Regions from separate parts of the Homo sapiens genome. Here region 1 is linked to region 2. The links are chromatin contacts, found by Hi-C in ENCODE. All regions are on one chromosome and are shown on one strand. The core of a region is the stretch at or near the end of the contact, and the rest is flanking DNA. Distances in the headings are between cores, read along the strand shown.

Region 1 (6,392 bases), core at 2,137-4,636, 1.4 Mb before region 2:
CAGCACTTTGGGAGGCCGAGGTGGGTGGATCACCTGAGGTCAGGAGTTCAAGACCAGCCTGGCCAACATGGTGAAACCCCGTCTCTACTAACAATAGAAAAATTAGCTGGGCATGGTGGCGCATGCCTGTAATCCCAGCTACTTTGGAGGCTGAGGCAGGAGAATCGCTTGAACCCGGGAGGTGGAGGTTGCAGTGAGCTGAGATCACGCCACTGCACTCCAGCCTGGGCAACAGAGTGAGACTCTGTCTCAAAAAAAAAAAAAAAAAGGTCTGGGCACAGTGGCTCACACCTGTAATCCCAGCACTTTGGGAGGCCGAGGTGGGCGGATCACCTGAGGTCAGGAGTTCGAGACCAGCCTGGCCAACGTGGAGAAAGCCTGTTTCTACTAAAAATACAAAATTAGCCAGGCGTGGTGGCACATGCCTATAATCCCAGCTACTTGGGAGGCTGAGGCAGGAGAATCGCTTGAACCCAGGAGGCAGAGGTTGCTGTAAGCTGAGATTGCACCATTGCACTCCAGCCTGGGCAACAAGAGCGAAACTTCGTCTCAAAAAAAAAAAAAAAAAAAAAAGACAAAAGTATCTGGTAAATGGAGGAGAGAAAGTATAGTACCTATGTGCCACATTTGCGCTTGTCTTCTTACAGTGCTCACTTGAAGGGGTAAATGCAGTTATTTTTCTCTTCCTATTTCCCCCTGCACTAGCATTCCTGAAGACCTGAGGCTTTTTAGCTAATTTTGAAAATATTTACCCATTTGTATTTTCCATTAAGTGGTTGTTTACGCTTCCTGCTGTTTCATTTTTTCTTGGAGAGAGAGGAGGGGGGAGTACAAACCAAGGACAAGACCGGACTTCCTACTGCTTTTGGAAATAATGGCAGAGTTTTTCAGGACAGTTGTCGTGGATGAATGCTGTTCTGGGGGCTCAAGGGAAAGATACATTTGAAGTGGTTTCTGTTGTCTTTTTTATTATTATTTTTAAACATGATTGAGGGTGGTGGGATAGGAAGTTTCAATTTGCTTATGCTGCTGTCTTGGAGTAATTTTTTGAAAGAAATTATATGTTAAAAAACTAAAGATGTTTAACAAAAGTGGTCTTTTGCCCACAGAAGGGAAATAAACAATTCTTACCTGCAGGCCTTACCCAGACTGGTTTCAGTTTTTTTCCTGTTCTACTTAAATGGATATTAGCGCTGTTCTTGGGACTGCTGAGAACAGTTAACTGCAGTGATGTTGGACAGGTGGAAGAGTAGAATGATGGGAGTATATTGGGGTTTATCAATAGTTACGCTATCAAAAGCTATCACTAGCTGGTGTGGTGGCTCATGCCTGTAATCCCAGCACTTTGGGAGGTCGAGGCGGGTGGATCACCTGAGCTCAGGAGTTTGAGACCAGCCTGACCAACATGGTGAAACCCTGCCTCTACTAAAAATACAAAAATTAGCTGGGCGTGGTGGCACGCACGTGTAATCTCAGCTACTTGAGAGGCTGAAGCAGGAGAATCGCTTGAACCCAGGAGGCGGAGGTTGCAATGAGCCGAGATTGCACCATTGCACTCCAGCCTGGGTGACAGAGCAAGACTCTGTCTCAAAAAAAAAAAAAAAAGAAAGAGAAGAAAAAAAGCTATCACTGCATTTTCTGCTTTTGTGGTAAAATATGTATAGAAATAAGAGAGTGAGATATTGTGAGTTTTGGTGTATATACTGATCCTTTGACTTTGTTGAGAAATGTAGGGAAGTAGTAGTAAGAGGACCAAATATATACATGGAAGGGGCCGGGCGTGGCGGCTCACCCCTGTAATCCCAGCACTTTGGGAGGCCAAGGCGGGTGGATAACTTGAGCTCGAGTTTGAGACCAGCCTGGGCAACATGGTGAAACCCTGTCTTTACTAAAAATACAAAAATTAGCTGGGTGTGGTGGCACTTGCCTGTAATTTCAGCTGCTTGAGAGGCTGAGGCACGAGAATCGCTTGAGCCTGGGAGGCGGAGATTGCAGTGAGTTGAGATGGTGCCACTGCCCTCCAGCCTGGGGAACAGAGTGAGACCCTGTCTCAAAAAAAAAAAAAAAAAAAAAGAAAAAGAAAAAAACTGTATACATAGAATAGCAAGCAGTTAGGTAGTAGGACAATTTGTAGTGCTTTTGGGATGTTCTTGGAGTTGAAAAGTTGGCTGTCCATTCTGCTTCTGCACCTTGGATTTTAGTGGCTGCAGATGCTGCATGCTGACCTTCTGTTGAAATTTGTTTTATTGTCAGAGAACTAAAAAGTGAGCAGTTTCTCAGACTAAACAGAAGTAGAGTAGGCAGAAAGTAAAACAGGTATTCATTTAATAATCACATTTACAGGGCCAGTCGCAGTGGCTCACGTCTGTAATCTCAGCACTTTGGGAGGCTGAGGTAGGTGGATCACTTGAGCTCAAGAGTTTGAGACCAGCCTGAGCAACATGGTGAAACTCTGTCTCTACTAAAAATACAAAACTTAGCTGGGTGTGGTGGTGTGAACCTGTAGGCCCAGCTACTCGGGAGGCTGAGACAGGAGAATCACTTGAACCTGGGAGGTGTAGCTTGCAGTAAGCCGAAATCACGCCACTGCACTCCAGCCTGGGCGACAGAGTGAGACTCCATCTCAAAAAAATAAAAAAATAAAAATTCACATTTACAGATAGAGAAAAGTTGGAACTCATACTTAAAGAGACAGGGTCTTGCTATGTTGCCCATGGTGGTCTTGAACTCCTGAGCTCAAGTAATCCTCCTGCCTTGACTTCCCTAAGTGCTAGGATTACTACAGGAATGAGCCACTATGCCCGGCTGGGACTCATAATTAATAAAAAGTATTTTTCATTTGGCTTTTGTGCTATCTTATTAAAACTTTTTTTTTTATAGATTTGTCTTCCTATGTAGATTTTTATTGCCACCTCAATACATCTTTGAGCATCTACTGAGTGCCAGTAATGCCAATACCAACCACTGGTTAATTAGGATGATAGCTTTTGTTGTCAAAACTTCCTCACTTAAGGTCTTGAGAATCGCATAGAGGGGTGCAATTCAAGACAGTTATTGCTTGCTTTTCTCCCAAATTTCTTGCTTCCTTCTGCTCCCTGGTCTTCTGGGCATGGTGATTGTGCCCATCTGCCAAGATAAGCCCTGCTTCTCTCCACCCCCACATGGGAGGAGATGCAGAAGCTCAACAGAACCCTGGCTGGTCATTACAAGTAAATTCCCACAAACGATATTGAACTAGAACTGAGGGCCACCATAGTGGCTCCAGTTCCTCTTCCTCTGTTGCTACCACCCACTCTTTTCTGTGGAGCCTGGAGGGCACCCTCCCTCCACCATTATACAAAGAAGCTTTGTGCTCTGAGGATGTTCTAAAGGCGGGATTGCTGTAATTATAATTCCCTAGGCACAACCAAGTAGTGGGGGCAGGCGGGGTAAAGATGGTATCCAAGTACTTGTTGGTAGGGAGAAGTCAGGCAGGGATTAAAAATCATCTGGAGACAGTACCAAAAGTGGATAATGGAGCGTTGTTGTTAATAGTGACAGGAACGTGTTTAAGTGAATACATTTCAGAGTTTTAAATTATAATACTTGCAGCTTTAAAAAAGGACAAGACTGAGCTTGGAACCTTTCTCTTTAAGTCTGAAATTGTAACTTAAAAGTACTTTAGAGGAAAATATATAGAAATCTGGGTCTACTTTGCCTTATGTTTGTGTTACCAGAATGATTGATTGCCCACAAAAGCCGAATACATAACTTGCTTACTCTCCCAGGGATGCGCCCACTAATCTTTTTTTTTTTTTTTTTTTTGAGACAGCGTTTCACTCTTGTTGCCCAGGCTGGAGTGCAGTGGCGCCATCTCGGCTCACCGCAACCTCCGCCTTCTGGGTTCAAGCCATTCTCCTGCCTTAGCCTCCCGAGTAGCTGGAATTACAGGCATGAGCCACCACGCCTGGCTAATTTTGTATTTTTAGTAGCGACGGGGTTTCTTCATGTTGGTCAGGCTGGTCTCGAACTCCTGACCTCAGATGATCTACCCTCCTCGGCCTCCCAGAGTGCTGGGATTACAAGTATGAGCCACCGTGCCCGGCCAATCTTTTTTTTTTTTTTTTTAAATACTTACATTTTTGCGAAGTGATTTCTCCCTATTGCTACCAGAAAAAAAATCAGTTTATCTGGGGATGTATGCTTAATAAACGCTCTCTTTTTTTTTTTTTTTTTTTTGAGACGGAGTCTCGCTCTCTCCCCCAGGCTGGAGTGCAGTGGCGTGATCTCGGCTCACTGCAAGCTCCGCCTCCCAGGTTCACGCCATTCTCCTGCCTCAGCCTCCCGAGTAGCTGGGACTACAGATGCCCGCTACCACGCCCGGGTAATTTTTTGTATTTTTAGTAGAGATGGGGTTTCACCATGTTAGCCAGAATGGTCTCAGCCTCCCAAAGTGCTGGGATTACAGGCGTGAGCTACCACGCCTGGTAATAAACACTTATATCAACCATTCTACGTCATGATGTGCTTCTAAGAAGTCTTGTTGGCAATCTTTTAGTGAAAATTTTCTTCTTAATATGTTAATTATTACTGTATTACTTGGTATCTCAAACTGCTGTTTTCTGTTTGTTTGTTTTTTGTTTTTTGAGACAAGGTCTTGCTTTGTTGCCCACTCTGGAGTGCAGTGGCAGTGGTAATCATAGCTCACTGCAGCTTCCATCTCCCAGGCTCAAGCAGTCCTTCCACCTCAGCCTCCTGAGTAGCTGGGACAATGAGTGTGACAACTACGCTATCCTTTTTTCTTTCTTTTTTTTTTTTTTTGAGACAGAGTCTCCCTCTGTCGCCCAGGCTGGAGTGCGGTGGTGCGATCTCAGCTCACTGCAAGCTCCACCTCCCAGGTTCACGCCATTCTCCTGCCTCAGCCTCCCTGTAGCTGGGACTACAGGCGCCCCCCACCACGCCCGGCTAATTTTTTGTATTTTTTAGTAGGGATGGGGGTTTCACCATGTTAGCCAGGTTGGTCTCGATCTCCTGACCTCGTGATCCGCCTGCCTCAGCCTCCCAAAGTGTTGGGATTACAGGTGTGAGCCACAGTACCCGGCCAACTACACTAACCTTTTAAACTTTTTTGTGACATGGAGGTTTCACAATGTTGCCTAGGCTGGTCTCGAACTCCTGGGCTCAAGTGATCCTCCCACCTTGGCCTCCTAAAGTGCTGGGATTATAGGCATGAGTGACCATGCCCAGCCTGTTTTGTTGTTGTATTTTGTAAGAAATGCACCAAAGAGTTGATTGCAAGGTAATCTTTTTTTTTTTTTTTCCAGACGAGTCTTGCTCTGTCACCCAGGCTGGAGTGCAGTGGTGTGATCTTGGCTCACTGCAACCTCTGCCTCCCAGGTTCAAGCAGTTCTCTGCCTCAGCCTCCCGAGTGGCTGGAATTACAGGCGCCCACCACCACGCCCGGCTAATTTTTTTGTATTTTTAGTAGAGATGGGGTTTCACCATCTTGACCAGGCTGGTCTTGAACTCCTGACCTTGTGATCCACCTGCCTCAGCCCCCCAAAGTGCTGGGATTACAGGCGTGATCCATCGCGCCTGGCCAATAATCTTTAGACTTTAAGACTGTAAACTTCAGGAGTCCATTCTCAGGATAAGGGTGGCCCTTTTTGTTGCTGTAATTAGCATTTACGTCTATGGTGTACAGGTAGATAGTGTGTACTCCATGGAAACCTATGGCTACTGTAAGCTGTCCTTTCCTCTAATTACTTGGAGTCAAGTTAGGAGTTAGACCTTTATTCTTACCCGCCAGCATAATTTTGTCCTGGATTAGGAAACAGCTATAATCCCAGGACTTTGGGAGGCCAGAGTGGGTGGATCACCTGAGGTCAGGAGTTCGAGACCAGCCTGGCCAACATGGTGAAATCCGGTTTCTACTAAAAATACAAAAAAAAGTTAGCCGGGCATGGTGGTGGGCGCCTGTAATCCCAGCTACTTGGGAGGCTGAGGCAGGAGAATCACTGGAACCCAGGAGGCGGAGGTTGCAGTGAGCCAAGACCATGCCATCGCGCTCCAGCCTGGGCAACAAGAGCTAAACTCCATCTCAAAAAAAAAAAAAAAAAAAAAGATTGCCCGATAGTCCATTAAAAAGATATTGCCCAAATAATCCTTTGAAAAGGCTGTACCAATTTGACAGCTACATTTTATGAGACTTTAATAAAATACACAAGGTTTGGCTGGGTGGGGTGGCTCATGCCTATAATCCTAGCACTTTGGGAGGCTGAGGCGGGCGGATCACCTGAGGTCAGTTCAAGACCAGCTTGGCCAAGGGGAAACCCCGTCTCTACTAAAATACAAAAATTAGCCAGGCATGATGGCGGGTGCCTGTAATCCTAGTTATGGGGGAGACGGGAGAC
Region 2 (6,527 bases), core at 1,325-3,824:
CGAAAGAGCAAGACTCTGTCTCAAAACAAAACAAAAACTGTTAAGGTCATCAAAAACAAGGAAGTTTGAAAAACTGTCACAGCCAAGAGGAGCCAAAGGAGACATGATGTCTAAATGTAATGTTCCAGCTTGGGTTAGATTTTGGCACAGAAAAAGGACATAAGGCAAAAACTAAGAAAATCAGAATAGGCCGGGCGCGGTGGCTCACACCTGTAATTCCAACACTTTGAGAGGCCGAGGCGGGTGGATCACCTGAGGTCGGGAGTTCGAGACCAGCCTGACCAACATGGAGAAACCCTATCTCTACTAAAAATACAAAATTAGCCAGGCGTGGTGGCACATGCCTGTAATCCCAGCTACTCGGGAGGCTGAGGCAGGAGAATCTCTTGAAACCAGAAGGTGGAGGTTACAGTGAGCCGAGATCTTGCCACTGCACTCCAGCCTGGGTGAAAGAGCGACAACTCCGTCTCAAAAAAACAAAAAGAAAATCAGAATAAAGTGTGGGTTTTAGTTATTGTTAATGTATCAATATTGGCTTATTAATTGTAATAAATGAACCATATAAGGAAAGATGTTAATAATAGGAGAAACTAGGTGTAGGGTATATATGAAAACTCTCTGCACTATTTTTACAAGTTTTCTGTAAATCTAAAATTGTTCTAAAATTAATTTTTTAAAGTCAAATAATTTACCTAAATCTATACAGCTAGTAAATACTCAAAGGTATGAGACAAACTCATAAGTTGAACCCATAAGTTGAAGTTTGAAGTTGAAGTTGAAGAAGTTTAGATGACTTCAAACTCTGTGGTTTTCCCACTACCCAAAACCTTTCTTAGTTTACCCTTCTGGGATTATGTAGGCATTTGTATCACTGTCTAAATAATAAGTTCCTTATGGCCAGAGAAAATACTTTTTTCTTTCTTTTTTTTGCGCTTCCACACCACTGACGTTGAGTAAACCAGTTTAAGTTAACTACTGACAAAGTCACAGAGCCTAAAGAATCTGAGATTTGGCCGGGTGCTGTGGCTCACGCCAGTAATCCCAACACTTTGGGCAGCCGAGGCGGGCGGATCGCTTGAGGTCAGGAATTTGAGACCAGCCTGGCCAACATGGTGAAACCTGTCTCTACCAAAAATACGAAAATTAGCCCGGCCTGGTGGCGCGCGCTTGTAATCCCAGCTACTCTGAAGGCTGAGGCAGGAGAATTGCTTGAACCCAGTAGGCGGAGGTTGCAGTGAGCCGAGATCGCACCACTGCACTCCAGTTTGGGCGAAAGAGCGAGACGCCGTCTCAAAAAAAAATAAAAAAGAATGTGACTTTTGTAGAACTTGATCAAATCCAGACCCAAACGGTCCGCTCCTCGGAGAGGCCACAGATCGGCGCTGAGCTGGGCTGTCTCAGTTCTGCAAGTGTCCTGTGCTGCCATCTACCGGTGTCTGGGAAGCGTCGCCCTCCCTTATTGTATCTCCTGGGGAGAGGTTGGAGAGGGCGCCGCTTAAACTGCAGAACATATGTAACTGTCATGCAGTTCATTAGACACCTGTACAAGGGAAAGGCCTCACTTTTCTCCAGCAATTGCAGGCCCTCCTAACTCCATATCAACACTCATCTCGTAAAATTCACAGATCTCGCTGACCTGCCTCAGTAGGTACTGATCTGACTCCTACTGTCCATCCCATCCCAGAACCCACACCCGCCTGCACAGCGTAGGCTTCAGAAACTGCTCAACCTCGCAGACCTGAACCCCACCGCCCAGATTCCCTCATTTTCACAGACCCCTGAGATTCCTTGCACTACCTTGCAATCCCTACGGACCTCCCCTATTAGTGCAAATGCACGCGCCCACCCAGACATCCCTACAAAGAGGTTAGAGTTCCGGCGGCAGCTCACACCGGTGCGAAAGCAGCGAGATAGCCCCAACCCGGCTCAGAGCCCTCAGGCTGGTGGCTTTGGCCCTGGCTCCATCTCCCCACCTCTGCCCTGATCCGCTCCGCTCAGGCTAGCAGCCTGCCGGCCGAGGCCCCGCCCCTCTAGACTTGTCATCACAGAAGCCGCACGTGGCCGGGGTGGGACCTCAGGCGACCTGCGACCATCACTTTGTCTCCTCCTTCCTCCTTTGGGGCCGCCACCGCCAATCAGAGCCAGCGGATCCTGGTTGGAGTGCGACCGCCCGGGTGAGGCGTGAGGGAGAAGGGGCGGAAGGAGGAGGGGCTCTGAGATGGGAGGGGGATCGTGGTGGAAGGGTCTTGGCGCGACTTCTGCCAGGCTGGAATCCGAGGGGGCGGGTCCTGGTGAAAGGCGGAGAGACCGAGAGGAGGCGGGGATCGGGGGTGGGGCCTGGGAAAAGCTGAGGATCCTGGGGAAATGCAAAGAAAACGCGAAGGAGGTGCGAGGTCAGAAGGGGGCGGGGCCCGGGCTACAGGGGAGGAGCTCGAGAAATTAAACGAGGAAAGGGACAAGTCCACAGAAGGTGGAAGGTGGGACAAGGGAGAGGGTGGGCCCGGGCGTTGCGGGGGCGGGGCTCAGACTGAAGGGGCGAGGTTTGCAGGCGGAGGCTACAGCTAGGGCTGCTCAGTAACTGCCCCAACCACTACCACGTCCCCAAGTGCAACGGGACCCACGGAACTACAGGTGTGGGGCAGGGTGAGCGTGGAAGAAGGGACGCGGATGGGGGTGCGCTTTGCAGACGATCTGGAGACTGCTGTGTGTTGAGGGAAGATACGAAGTCGCGGGAGCAGTTGGGGACTCAATGTGTGGGCAACAAGGTGCATTCTCCAGAGGCCTCTATGGGGGAAGGGCGGGAGCGCTTTGTTGTGGGGGGGTTGCGAGGTACATTGTGAGGGGGCTGTCTCTGTCTGATGTGGGGGGTTGGAGGAGGTACATGAGGGGCAGGGGACATGGAGGTGCTTTGAAGGAAGGGGGGCTGTTTAATGGAGAAGGAGTGTAGCGGTGTCGGAGGGTCTGCGGGCACTATCTAGGGGAAGGGGTTGTAGGCCCAACTTGAGGCAGGAGAACAGAACCCCCAGTACTTTGACAAAGTAACAGTTTAGGGCATTGTAGTAACTACAGGAAGACACTTGTGTTCTGGGTTCTAAGAGCAAGGGTGTTGGGGTTAGTGGGGTGAAGAGGCCAATCTATTGCACTCCTGTCTGCTCAGCTTTTAACTCCGCCTTCTGGCCTGGGCACTCAGAGAGGAGTCAGACCCTGCTTGTCACTAGGGCTTGTGTGAATGTCTCCTCAGTCTATTTTGGATCTGTCCAGCTGAGACTGGGGTTTCTTCCCTAAGCTGAGGTCCCGGGGGACCCTTCCCCCGCTGGGTTCCTGTCAACCCCCCATCCTAGTTCCTGTTCCTCCCAGAGCCGGCCTTGGTCTCTGTCTCCCCCCTCCCCCGCCCTGCCCTTATGCTCTGGGTGTGCTCATTTCCCACTTCCTTCCTTGCCCCAGGGCCTGGCCTGGCCCTTGCCCATCTAGGAGCTGTGCCCTGCCCGGTACTTTGTTATCAATGACCAGAGACCCTGGTAACCAGCGGCAGGGCTCAGACCCCACCCCCACCACTACCACCCAGGTCTCTCGCATAGATCCCCAAGTGACTGGTAGCCACATTTAACCACTTGCCACAAACAGATTTTCCCCACCCTTATCCTTCTGGGTAGGGAACGCTAGGGCTTCTGTGGGAGGGGGGAAGTGGTGAGGAGTATTGAGGGTCTTCTGTCTGTTTTGAGAGGTGGGCCACGACTGTAAGCTGAACCCAGTAAGGGTTGTGAGGTTCCAGCCACAGCTAGGGGAGGAAGAGGGAGTGGCTCCCCACACTCCAGGCTTGGAAGCACTATCAGAACAGGCTAGGACCTAGTTCTCTTGAGGGCTCCTCTGCTTCCCTGAGGGGATTTGATGGAGTGCTAGAGTTCTTTTTGCCCCTGGGCTGGCTGGGAGAGGGTGGGAAAGGCTTGAGTTCCACACAGTGGCTAAATGAGTGTGACAGTGTTGCTAAAAGGGGCCCCAAGCCAGCCTCCTCACACAACCACCCAGGAGCTGAGAGACTGGCTGGGGAGGGGGGTGGGTCTGCTGAGGACAGACAAAGCCCTGGGGTAGGGTGGGGTAAAAAAGGGCAGGCTGAAGCCTTTTGAGGAGGAGCTGATTGCTATGGCAACACTGCTTCCCAGACAGTCTCTCAGAGAGGGCGGGCCTAGGGCAGACTCTCCAGCTTCCTCAGGACTGGGGCGGTTTGTGTGAGTGGGTGGGGCATGAAGAGAAAGGGCATCAGTTTGCTGTGCTGAGACTGGAGGATATAGCCTTTCTGCTTTGGTACAGGCAGCAGAGCATTCGAATGCCTGGAGCTATCCTCTGATATGGAGATGAGTGAACAACAGTCATTAGAATTGTAGAGCTGCAGAGGCCCTCAGCAGTCATTGTTTATACAAACACCTCATTTTACAGGTTTGGAAATTTATGGCTAAAGAGACTGTGATTCCCCAGATGTCACAGTGAAAGGGCAGAAGATAGGATCCAGATCGCCGGATTGCTGTTCACTCAGCCCAGGGCCTGTTGTTTTCTTCAGTCAATGTTTATTGAACATTGCCAGGGACTAATGTTGGCTCTGGGAATATGAGCATGAACGAAACAAAGTTGCTGCTCTCATGGAGCTTCCATTCTATTAAGGGGAGAAAGAAATTGTGGAGGGGGAGGGAGAAGTCAAGTAGTGATAACCGCTATATAAAAAAAAATAAAGCAGGATAAATTTAGGGCAGGAAGGTAAGGCCTCTTTATTTATTTATTTATTTATTTATTTATTTATTTATTTATTTATTTTTGAGACGGAGTCTCACTCACTCTGTCACCCAGGCTGGAGTGCAGTGGTGCGATCTTGGCTCACTACAACCTCCGCCTCCTGGGTTCAAGTGATTCTCCTGCCTCAGCCTCCTGAGTAGCTGGGATTACAGGTGCGCGCCACCACACTCAGCTAATTTTTGTATTTTTAGTAGAGACGGGGTTTCACCATGTTAGTCAGGCTGGTCTCGAACTCCTGAGCTTGTGATCCGCCCACTTTGGCCTCCCAAAGTGCTGGGATTACAGGCGTGAGCCACCGTACCTGGTGGTAAGTCCTCTTGGTTGTACCCTGCTGCTTTCCCAGGGTACACTGAGGCCTGGAACATCTTTGATCCTTCACCCTGAACTATTGTCCTCTGACCTTTGTAGGTAACCAAGGCCTGGCCTATGGTAGTGGCAGAAAGATAGAATAAGGTGGGGTTGCTAAGGGATTATTTTTTTCCTACAGTGTTCTACGTCTCTGTTTTCCTAGTAAGTTTTTATTAAGGCAAGTAGGCTCTTACATTGATACACTGTAATTTTGACAAGGGCATTGAAAATTTCCTTAACCCTGTTCCTTACACTAGGGAACCGGCAAGGAAGTCAGCCCAAGGGAACTGGGTTCTTATTCAGAGTTTTCCTCTTGAAAAGGGTGGTCTAGGGTGAGGTAAGGAGAAGGGAGCTTAGAGGGACTGTTACTTGCTTGTGTCTCCCAAGTCTAGGACTGAGGGACTAGGGGGAAGAGGAAGGAGCCTCTTTTTACTATCTAGTGATATAACCTCAGGGCCCTGGGGGGTCCACAGCACAGGCAAGGCAGAAACAAGGACCTTGGGCTCTCTGTGGCCTCTGAACTGTAGAAGAATGGACTTTCCCTCTTTGGCTCTGGTGTTTGCCTCCTGCTTCTGTGAAGGACCGGGAGAAAAAGCCTCCTAAGTCCCAAATTATCCGACTTGCTGACAAGTGCAGAGGGCAGGGTAGACAGGACTATTGCTTTTCTTAGTTTACCTCTAGAGTACCCTCTAGAAAGTGTCTTTGAATGCTCAATCCTTGCAAAGGTTTCCATCCTGGTCATTTAAAGAATAGGAGGACAAGGGTTAGGGATGCCGGTTCTGCTGCCATTTGATTTGACTGGGTCTGAACTGGGCTGGGGCCCAGTGACTCAGTGGGAGGGTGGATAGTTTTGAGGGAGCTGTGAGTCATGGGGTTGAGCTCCATCACAAGAGTTGGGCTCATTTCCCCCATTCTGGGCAGAAGCTCTCCTATCCCACTTCCCTGTATGCTCTGTCTCCTTGAACATGGGCCTGTGAGTAGAAAGAGTGCTGGCAGGCTGATCTCAGAAAGGGAGTTCAGAGGCACAAAGAATAATGCTGGTCCCTGAGATTAAAATGTATCCCTATCTTAGGAACCCGTGGGGCTCCTCTAAAGAAGGCAAAAGAACATCAATTTAAGAGTAACAGAGGGAAAAGTACCACTTCTTAACATGGAAGGAGATAGGGTCCCACCTCAGGCCTTTTTCTTCTCTGGCATGGAGGAAGCTTCCTGGGCTTCACTAGTTCTCCAGCTCTGAAGCTTTGGTTTGGAAGGTGGGGAAAGACAAATGGGAGTGAGGTATTTGGGGTCTGGGGTCTGGTATAGACAGCAGGCAGACTTTGAGGGTTGTCAAACCGTATCTTTAAAGCCCTCGGGCTTCCTATTAACCGTCCTGGAAGGAGGAAGGGCGGGGG

Evidence for each region. Hi-C counts contacts between places; a loop is a spot of excess contacts on that map. Pooled maps may share reads with other maps.
Region 1: a map with no recorded cell type shows a loop between it and region 2 (6-fold over the local background). The contact joins the enhancer-like site here to the promoter of ATOSB in region 2. A Hi-C loop is called at or near these places in 2 of 37 single-sample maps with no recorded cell type and 8 of 50 pooled maps.

The regions. Positions count from the first base shown.
Region 1 is chr9:36,476,230-36,482,621 of GRCh38, reverse strand. It overlaps a transcript of RNF38 not described here. Among named protein-coding and RNA genes, the nearest start is that of RNF38, 79 kb to the right of the region's middle. RefSeq lists a silencer at 1-54. Within about 2 kb of position 3,386, at least 2 of the 41 ENCODE cell types and tissues checked have a DNase peak (open chromatin) inside an H3K27ac peak, as active enhancers do.
Region 2 is chr9:35,111,909-35,118,435 of GRCh38, reverse strand. ATOSB (atos homolog B) reads left to right here and starts at 2,574. Exons shown (of 9, transcript NM_025182.4): 1 at 2,574-2,631. RefSeq lists a silencer at 2,370-2,429 and an enhancer at 3,763-4,592.